Linked DNA regions of Homo sapiens: region 2 is linked to region 1. A link is a contact called in ENCODE Hi-C or POLR2A ChIA-PET data. All regions are on one chromosome and are shown on one strand. The core of a region is the stretch at or near the end of the contact, and the rest is flanking DNA. Distances in the headings are between cores, read along the strand shown.

Region 1 (4,574 bases), core at 854-3,353:
CGCACTGTGGCTCACGCCTGAAATCCCAGCACTTTGGGAGGCCGAGGCGGGCAGATCACCTGAGGTCAGGAGTTTGAGACCAGCCTGGCCAACGTGGCAAAACCCTATCGCTACTAAAAATACAAAAATCAGCCGGGCATGTTGGCACCCACCTGTAGTCTCAGCCACTCAGGAGGCTGAGGCAGGAGAATCACTTAAACCCGGGAGACGGAGGTTGCAGTGAGCTGAGATCGCGCCACTGCACTCCAGCCTGGGTGACAGAGCCAGACTCCATCTCAAAAAAAAAAAAGATAATAATAACATAATATTCTAATATTGACTGCTTACTGAGAAATTACTCTCTTCTAAGTACTTTACTAATAACAATAATTAATTACCAATAATGAACTAATAATAATAATAGCAACCAGTCCTAAATCAAACTGGATGTAGCCATTTGGCTGGTCTCTAATTTACCCCTAGACTGGGGGGATCTGTGCCTCCTAAGAGGGCATTAAGTTAGGCCTATGGGCCCTGCAGCCCTGCAAAACTCTCCTCATCCATCCAGAGAAACCCTTTCTTTGCATCTGGAGAGACTATGGGTCTTGGTATTATCTAAGGACTCACCCAGGCAGTTTTGTAGGTTCCCACCTGGTTTCCCCCACCCTAGGAATAAGACCAAGTGCTCAGGTGTACCCTGAAGGTTTCCATACCTAGGTGACACTAAACAAAAGCTGGTGTTCTCTAAAGGAAAGTTGATGTTAGGAAGGGACCTGGAGGTAGAGCGGATTAATGTTCTTGTTGCGGTGGGGGGATGTGGTGGTCAACAATCTTTAAGGGAGGTGCCAGGTGAGGCAGGAGACAGCCCTTTCTTTCCTCATGTACAATTGGGGGAGGAATTTCTTATGGTTTTTCAGCTAGAGTTTTCTAAAACTTTTGGTATGCTGATTAAAGTGGGCTCCCACCAATTTGGCTCCTCAGGTGTTGCTTTTTGTTTGTTTGTTTTTCCCAGACAAGGTCTCACCCTGTCGTCCAGGCTGGAGTGTAGTGGCGTGATCTCGGCTCACTGCAGCCTCCCCGGTTCAAGCAATTCTCGTGCCTCAGCCTCCTGAGTAGCTGGGACTGCAGGTGCACACCACCATGCCCTGCTAATTTTGGTATTTTTAGTAGAGACGGGGTTTCACCATGTTGGCCAGGCTGGTCTCGAACTACTGAGTTCAGGTGATCCACCCTCCTTGGCCTCCCAAAGTGCTGGGATAACAGGGGTGAGCCACTGCGCCCAGCCTCATCTTGTGTTGGTAATAACAATAGCTTGTGTGTCCTGCCCATTTACTAAGTGCCGGGCACTGTTCTCTCCTAGAACAAACCGTAGTTAGACTCCTCTGAGTCCTCATCTTGACTAGGCCTCGGCCTTGGACCTCTGTGTCTTCCTGTCCTTGCTGGGCCTGAGCCTGCATAATAAACCAGTTTCAGCAAGAGTCCTGCTAAGTTAGCAAGAACTCCCCCATCCTTGATGTCTCCTCCTAGGAATCTTCCATTCCTGCTCCCTCATTCTGCTCTGGCTATAAATCCCTCCTTGGTCCTTGTTGTATTCGGTGTTGAGCCCAAACTCTCACTCCATGGCAATAACCCTACAGCAAGTCTTGAACAGTACTGGTTTAACAACAGTCCCAATAACGTTTTCTTTAACAACAGCAGTTAGCTCATTTAATCCTCATAAGGATCATATGAGGTAGGTAGCCTAAATAGCCCATTTACACAGGGAAGTGGGAAGGAGAGAGGGTGCCCCCAAGGATGAGACACAAGCTGTTGCCACATCAGCACTTTGCGCCTGGACGGTCCCCCAGTTGTCCTGGCTGCAGGCAGTCCGAACAGTCCGCTTCCTGGAATATTAGCCAGGCAGGATACGCCCTGGGCGACAGAAACTCCAACTTTCGCCAGCGGCCCCCAAGTACTGCCTGGGCGGTGGCGGGAGTCTGGAGCTTGGCTGAAGGCGCGAGCTGCCGACGCCGTCTCCTAGCAACCAAGCGGCGGTCACGTGACCCGCTCCAGCCCGTTTCACGTGGTCTTGAGCTGCGCTGGGGTTGGAGTGGCCGCAACGGGCGGGGCGGGGCGGGGCCGGGCAAGTTTGTTCCCCGAGTTCGGAGCCTAGGAGCCCCCCGCGGCTGCGGCGCAGGTGCCCTCGGCCTGAGTCGGGATGGAGCTGCCTGCTGTGAACCTGAAGGTGGCGACGGGCTGGGGGGAGGGTCCCCTTTGCGGGAGGAAGTGGGACATTTGCATTTTCCCGGAAGGTGGGAGGAAGGACCGGAGTTTTGGGGAAAGAGGGATGGTAGGGAGGAAGGGAAGGTACAGACCCCACGCAAGAAGGAGATGGGCAGGCAGGCCACAGCAGGGAGAGTGATCCAGGCACAGGCCAGCAGGGCGACACTGAGGGGCCGTGGGAGGTGGCAGCGGAGGGCAAGGGCCGCCCCCTCCCGGACTCAGACCCTCCCAGCGGGCAGCGCCGGTCCCAGCATTGCTGTTGCCTGCACGCCCAGAATTCCCCTGGAGGAGGAGGAAGGTGCGCGGGAGGGGCTTGTAGGCGGCTCACCTCCCCCGCGCGGGGTCAGGGACTGGGCTTGCCCCCCGGGTCCCAGCACCGTTTCAGGAGCCTCCTTGTTTGCTAAGTCGGGTTAAGGAAATCAGATGTTCCCAAGCAGTTGGTTTTATAAAGTTTACACATCCAGCGCCCTTATTTCATAATCAAGAAGCGCGAACTCCAACAGAAATTACTTAAAAGCAGAAAACCCCAACTTTGTGCACTGGGGAAAACACTGCAGGGCTTCCTGTGGTGTCTTCATTTCCCGAGCCGTGAGCTCAGTCCGGGTCTGGGTGCCAGCGGCTGTTCTTTTTCTCCCCGCCCAGCCCCGCCGCCCACGTGTCTGGGCTCCATTTGCATTAGAGGGGCTAGGGGCTGTAGTTTTGGTCAGGAAGGTGTGGACCTTGGACCAAACCGGCCATTTTGGGTCTTAGTGCAGCCTCCTTTGAGGCAATATCCAGGAATGTCCTCTTACTCATGAATGACAGAGCATTTAGCTCCCTGTTGGTGTCTGGGACTAAAGGAACCTGAGAAATAGATGGTTACAAAACAATGGCTTAATACACTTTATTATTACACAACATCTGTGCTATGACTTGCTATAGGCATGTTTCCCTTCTTAATCATACTTGCTTCAGCAAACCTTCCTGAAGCTTCCAGTCAAAGGTGGTGGGGAGACATGGCTGGAGCAAGGGAATGGGCTTGGATGGAACGTTCAGCTGGGAAGAAATTTACGTGACAGCAGCCGAGGCTTGTTGGTATCAATATGCACTCTATTCCAGGCAATGTGGGGTTAACACCAACTGCCTTTTCTCTGATGAGGGATTTGCTTAAAATAATTGCTGACAGAGGATCAGGTGAGGGCAGTGGGAGGGACAGAGCTCTAATTTATGGGCTTCTGTGGTGTGCCAGGTTATTTAATCAAGGCAGCCTTATGAGAAAGCTGATATGGTCATCTTTTTACAGATGAGCAAACTTCAGCTTAGACTGGGTAAATTGCCAAGGTCCCACGGGGAGTAAGTGGCAATATCAGGATTTGAACCCATAGGGATCAGACTCCAGGGCCAGGTCCTTTCTGGGGTACCAGCTTAGGGCTGACTTTAACGTTGGCTGTTTCTGTCCTTTGGGAGGGCTTAGTCTCTTTGGGGCTTTTTTTGAGCAACTTTTTGGGCCTGACAGGCTAAGAGCATCCACAGGTATGAGCTATGCTGGCTTTCGGTACCCAGGATGAAAAGGCTGGTCCTCCCCTTGACTTGGCAAACGAGACCCCAGTCTCCAAGGGTGTTAGCCGCTACCAGTCAGAGACAACAAAGTGCTGGAAGGCCCTGAGGGGTCAGGGTTGTCAGGTCGTGTACAGGAGATCCAGGTGAATTTGAATTTCAGATCAACAACGAACAGTTTTTTAGTATGAGTAAGTCTCAGGCAATATGTGGGACATATTAACAAATTATTCATGATCTGATATTGGAAATTAACTGGGTGTTCTGTATTTTTGTTTGCTGGATCTGGCCACCCTGTGGAGGGCAGCTGTTGACTCCTTGCTTATAGGCACTTAGGGGATGTTCTGAGTTCAGAGCCCTTCAGGAGGTGGGGAACTGCTCCCTGTGGCCTGCACTCCCTCCCCACTCCCTCGTTTTGTATATTCCTTGGGCAAGGGCTGAGTGCCTGCTTCTGCCCAGCTCAGCCAGAGTGGGCAGTGGTGCCAGGTGAGAAGAAACAACTGCCCCAGGCCCTTTGCACAAAGGGCAGCTCCTGACCAAGCCCTGTCCATGTCTCTTGAAGCCAGGTCCTGAGCTGCAAGAATGACATTGTGATGAGCTTAGAAAGGACTGGACTAGGGTACAGAGGTCTTGTGGGAAGAAGACCTTGGGAGGAGGATCTGGTGGTCTAGGAGGTAGTCGTGTAGCATTTGGGTTAAAAACTCAGTAATGAGGACTGCTGGGATGGAGGGCTGAATTCCTCACAGGCACTGTGTGGAGCGCTTCCCACACCTCTCCACCTCCCTGTACCACTGGAT
Region 2 (4,574 bases), core at 1,190-3,689, 86 kb after region 1:
AGGGATCTCCTCCTTCTGCGCTTTTCTGCTGTGCATTCACGTACTGCTGGCTGGTGAGCAGCCTCCGTATGTGCAGTGGGGGAGGAGATGCCTTCAAGAGGAGCACACCTGTACTATACTTGTGCTACACTTGGAAATAAGGCTGTGTGACAGATCTCTTGCTCTTCACAGGTGGGTCTCTTTGTGGACTTTTTTGTGCGACTCTTCACCCAACTCAAGTTCGGAGTGGTACAGACATGTATCCTTTTCACGGTTCCTGGTGTTCGTGGACTTCAGTGGTCACCAAGATTCTTTCTTACATAGAAATGGGTCTAACAGTAAGCATAGTATTAGAAGGGCCGCTTATTAGCTATTCAGCTTTAATATTTCTAATGATCACTGAAGGACACAAAAGAAGGACTTTAATAAGCAAAGACATATACCTATGTTTGTGGTTGATAAGATTACAGATGCCGCAAAGATGCCTGTACTCCCTAATCTGTAAATTTAATGTAGTTCCAATCAAAATTCCAATAGAATTTGTTGTGGAACTCAGAAATTCTTTGTAAATTTGTGTAGAAGAGTAAAGGGCCAAAAGCAGTCAGTATAGTTCTAAATGACAAGAAGGTGGACTTGACCCTGTCAGATATCAAGTCTTATAAAATTAACAAGTTTGGGGAGTTAGGGAAAAAAAAGTCATAAAATTTAAGATACAGTCATTGAAATTGGTCATATTGGTGCAGGAATACCTAGACAGTGGAAAATGATAGAGAAGCAGAAGCTGGTCCTCACATACATGGAACTTTGGTGAATGACAGTTAATATTACAAATCAGTGAGGGAGTGATGAATGATTTAATAAAAGACGCTGTGTTATTTAATAAATAAAAGATACACATCTCTGTAGTCCCAGCTACTTAGGAGGTGAGCCCAGGAGTTTGAGGCTGTAATGCACCATGACTGTGCCTGGGCAGCATAGCAAGACCCTGTCTTAAAAAAAATGATGCTGGGACATGGGTGATCCATATGGAAAAATAGTTATATTCCTATTTCATACTATAAATAAGATAAATTCCAGATGAAGATGTAAATATGCAGAACAAAACTTCGGGAGACTATATGTTGTCAAGAGTGGGGAATAATTTCTTAAAACTCCAGAAGGCACAGACTATAAGAAAAAACATCAATGGGGCCGGACACAGTGGCTCACGCCTGTAATCCCAGCATTTTGGGAGGCAGAGGCAGGCGGATCACAAGGTCAGGAGATTGAGACCATCCTGGCTAACACGGTGAAACCCCGTCTCTACTAAAAATACAAAAAAATTAGCTGGGCGTGGCGGTGTGCGCCTGTAGTCCCAGATGCTGGGGAGGCTGAGGCAGGAGAATGGCATGAACCTGGGAGGCGGAGCTTGCAGTAAGCCAAGATCACGCCACTGCACTCCAGCCTGGGTGACAGAGCAAGACTCCGTCTCAAAAACAAACAAACAAAAACATCAATGGCTGGGTGCAGTGGCTCATGCCTGTAATCTCAGGACTTTGGGAGGCCGAGGCAGGCAGATCACCTGAGGTCAGGAGTTCAAGGCCAGCCTGGCTAACATGACAAAACCCCATCTCTACTAAAAGTACAAAAAATTAGCTGGGCATGGTGGCGGGTGCCTGTAATCCCAGCTACTTGGAAGGCTGAGGTGGGAGAATCGCTTGAACCCGGGAGACAGAGGCTGCAGTGAGCCGAGATCGCGCCATTGCACTCCAGCCTGGGCAATGAGAGCAAAACTGTCTCAAAAAACAACAACAAAAAAAAAAAACAAACAAAATCAATAAATTTGACCACATCAAAGTACATATTGTATTTATAAAGACAAAAACTCCAAATAACAACAATAAAACACCATAAATAAAGTGAAAACAAGTCCACAGCCTGAGAGAGGTTATTTACTATGCATTTAAGAGGCAGATAATTAGTATCCAGAATACAGGAAGAGGCTGGGCGCGGTGGCTGACGCCTGTAATCCCAGCACTTTGGGAGGCCGAGGCAGGCGGATCACTTGAGGTCAGGAGTTCAAGACCAGCCTGGCCAACATGGTGAAACCCTGTCTCTACTAAAAATACAAATTGAGCTGAGTGTGGTGGTGTGCACCTTTAGTCCAGATACTTGGGAGGCAGAGGCAGGAGAATCACTTGAACCCAGGAGGCGGAGGTTGCAGTGAGCCGAGATTGCAACACTGTACTCCAGCCTGGGTGACAGAATGAGACTCTGATTCAGAACAAATAATACAGGAAGAACTCCTGCAACTCAATCAGAAAAACAACAGATGGTCCAATGGAAGGAAAACGAGCAAAGGATGTGAACTGGAATTCTCAAAAGAGAAAAACTGGCCAGTAAACCTCTAGAAAAAGGAAGGTGCACATTCCTGTGACTCATACATTCCTCTTAGAAATTTGAACCGTAGACATGTACAAAGGTGGTAATTATAGCTTTATGATAGCAAAAAGCTGGAGTCACCAAATGGGAGAATGGAAAAATTATGGTACATTCATATGGTATCATTTTAGACATCATGTCATTTCTGTAGATTGTAAAATAAAAATTTTAGACAAGTGAAAGTGAACGAACCACAGAGTTGTGTGTATCAACATGGCTAATTCTCAAAGACTTAATGTTGAGAAAAAAAGAGCAAGTTACAGAATATACAAGTGCCGTGTACAACAGTGTGGACACTTTTGAAATACACACAATAATTTCAGGTTAGTGGTTTCTCCCAGGGGAGAGAGGAAGGAAAACTGTTTTTTTTTTTGTTTTGTTTTGTTTCTTAAAATGGTACTGAATGTTTTCTTTTTTAAAAATACCTGGAGCATATATGGCATGTTGTTGAGATTTGTTAAAGCTACAGTTGTGAGGGTATGGGTATTCGTTACTTTTTGTAATGTTTGAAGTATTTCCTAATGTCAAAGGCATCTCAAACAATTTTTTCTTTTTTTTAAGAGATGAGGCCTCACACTGTTGCCTAGGCTGGAATGCAGTGGTGCAATGACAGCTCACTGCAGCCTCAGCCTCCCAGGCTCAAGCGATCCTCCCACCTCAGCTTCTTGAGTAGCTGGGACCATAGGCATATACCTTTTGTACTTTTTGTAGCGACATGGTCTCACTACATTGCCCAGGCTGGCCTCCAACTCTTAGGCTCAAGTGATCCTCCTGCCTCAGCCTCCCAAAGTGTTGGGATTACAGGCATGAGCCATTGCACCCAGTCATCTCAGGCAGTTTTTAAAAAATTTTTATATATAGAGAAAAAGTGCACTCAGCAGCCAGCATGATCCAAAGGAGAAGCAGCTGCACCCTCTCAAGTGATGACGGGGACACCCCTCGGCTGATGAACAAGTTTCCTTAACCCAGTTTCCGCAGCGGTGGAGGAGTGCAGCCAGAAAGGCTGCCTCGCTCTGTCTCTCCTTGAACTCCTGGGTTTTAACCTCACCTTTGTCTTCCTGGCAAGCCTCCTTGTTCTCATTGAGGTGAGGTGGTTTGGATTCACCTGCTCGCTTAGGAGGTTTTAGAGTCCCGCACTCCTTTTCCCCACCTCCTTCCAGAATGTCAGGAAACTGAGAATGCAGATTCCTGCAGAAAGTGGCCTCTTGTTCACTAAAGGTAAAGGTTTCACCTCTGGTGAGATTAAAGAAGAAAGGCCTCCCAGGTGATGCTCATTCACAGGGAACTTGTACAGATTCTGGGGGGAGGAAAAAAGGGGGAAAGGGCTGAAAACAAAACTGTTGGGTGCCATGCGCACTACCTGGGTGACAGGATCATTCATGTCCCAAACCTCAGCATCATGCAATATACCCTCGTAACATACCTGTACATGCAATCCCTGAACCTAAAATAAAAGTGGAAATTATTTTTCTTTAAAAAGTGCAAGTCTGGCCACTTTGGGAGGCCAAGGCGGGCAGATCACCTAAGATCGGGAGTTTGAGACCATTCTGACCAGTGTAGAGAAACCCTGTCTCTAGTAAAAATACAAAATTAGCCGGTAAAAATACAAAATTAGCCGGGCGTGGTGGCGCATGCCTGTAATCCCAGCTACTCGGGCGACTGAGGCAGGGGAATTGCTGGAACCCAGAAGGCGGAGGTTGCAATGAGTGGAGATTGTGCCATTGCACTCCAGCCTGGGCAACAAGAGTGAAACTCTACCTCAAAAAAAAAAAAGAAAAAAAAGTGCAAGTCCTCCCATTGCCCCTCAGACCTCCTGAGTCAGATCCTCTGGAGTGGGGCCCAGCAGCTGTGGTTCTGCAAGCCCTCCAGGTGACGCTCACGCTGCTAATGAAGGTGGCCAGCTCTCCCTCTTCCGCCGCCCAGATTGTTGAGGGTAAGCCAGAGAACCAATGGATTTCGAGTTATGGGTGTGCCTGCTCTCCTCCATCAGCCGGTGGCAGCAGGTTCCGGGATACCCGAGGTCAAATGCTATCTGAATGGCGTAAAGGTGCCAGGAATCGTCCGTCTCCGGACCCTGCTCTGCAAGGTCCTTGGAGTGCTGTTCAGTGTGGCTGGAGGTAAGAAGGGTCCAACTTGTATCCTTCAAATACTCAAAGGGCAGAGACGACAAGAAG

What was found. A loop is a pair of places that touch in the nucleus more often than their neighbours do. ChIA-PET counts read pairs that join two places held with the same protein, here RNA polymerase II (POLR2A). Pooled maps may share reads with other maps.
Region 2: a loop to region 1 is called in a map of PC-9, with 3 times the contacts of the local background. The contact joins the enhancer-like site here to the promoter of AGTRAP in region 1. A Hi-C loop is called at or near these places in 3 of 168 maps with a recorded cell type or tissue (B cell, PC-9 and heart right ventricle), 1 of 37 single-sample maps with no recorded cell type and 2 of 50 pooled maps. POLR2A ChIA-PET finds 5 or more read pairs at or near these places in 4 of 52 experiments (HEK293, OCI-LY7, activated B cell and 1 more).

Annotation. Positions count from the first base shown.
Region 1 is chr1:11,734,033-11,738,606 of GRCh38, forward strand. AGTRAP (angiotensin II receptor associated protein) reads left to right here and starts at 2,104. Exons shown (of 5, transcript NM_020350.5): 1 at 2,104-2,203. The coding sequence starts at 2,177.
Region 2 is chr1:11,819,317-11,823,890 of GRCh38, forward strand. It overlaps CLCN6 (chloride voltage-gated channel 6), which reads left to right. Exons shown (of 23, transcript NM_001286.5): 5 at 172-238; 6 at 3,379-3,485; 7 at 4,391-4,517. Among named protein-coding and RNA genes, the nearest start is that of CLCN6, 15 kb to the left of the region's middle. Within about 2 kb of position 2,440, at least 3 of the 41 ENCODE cell types and tissues checked have a DNase peak (open chromatin) inside an H3K27ac peak, as active enhancers do; they include PC-9, where a contact is called at or near this core.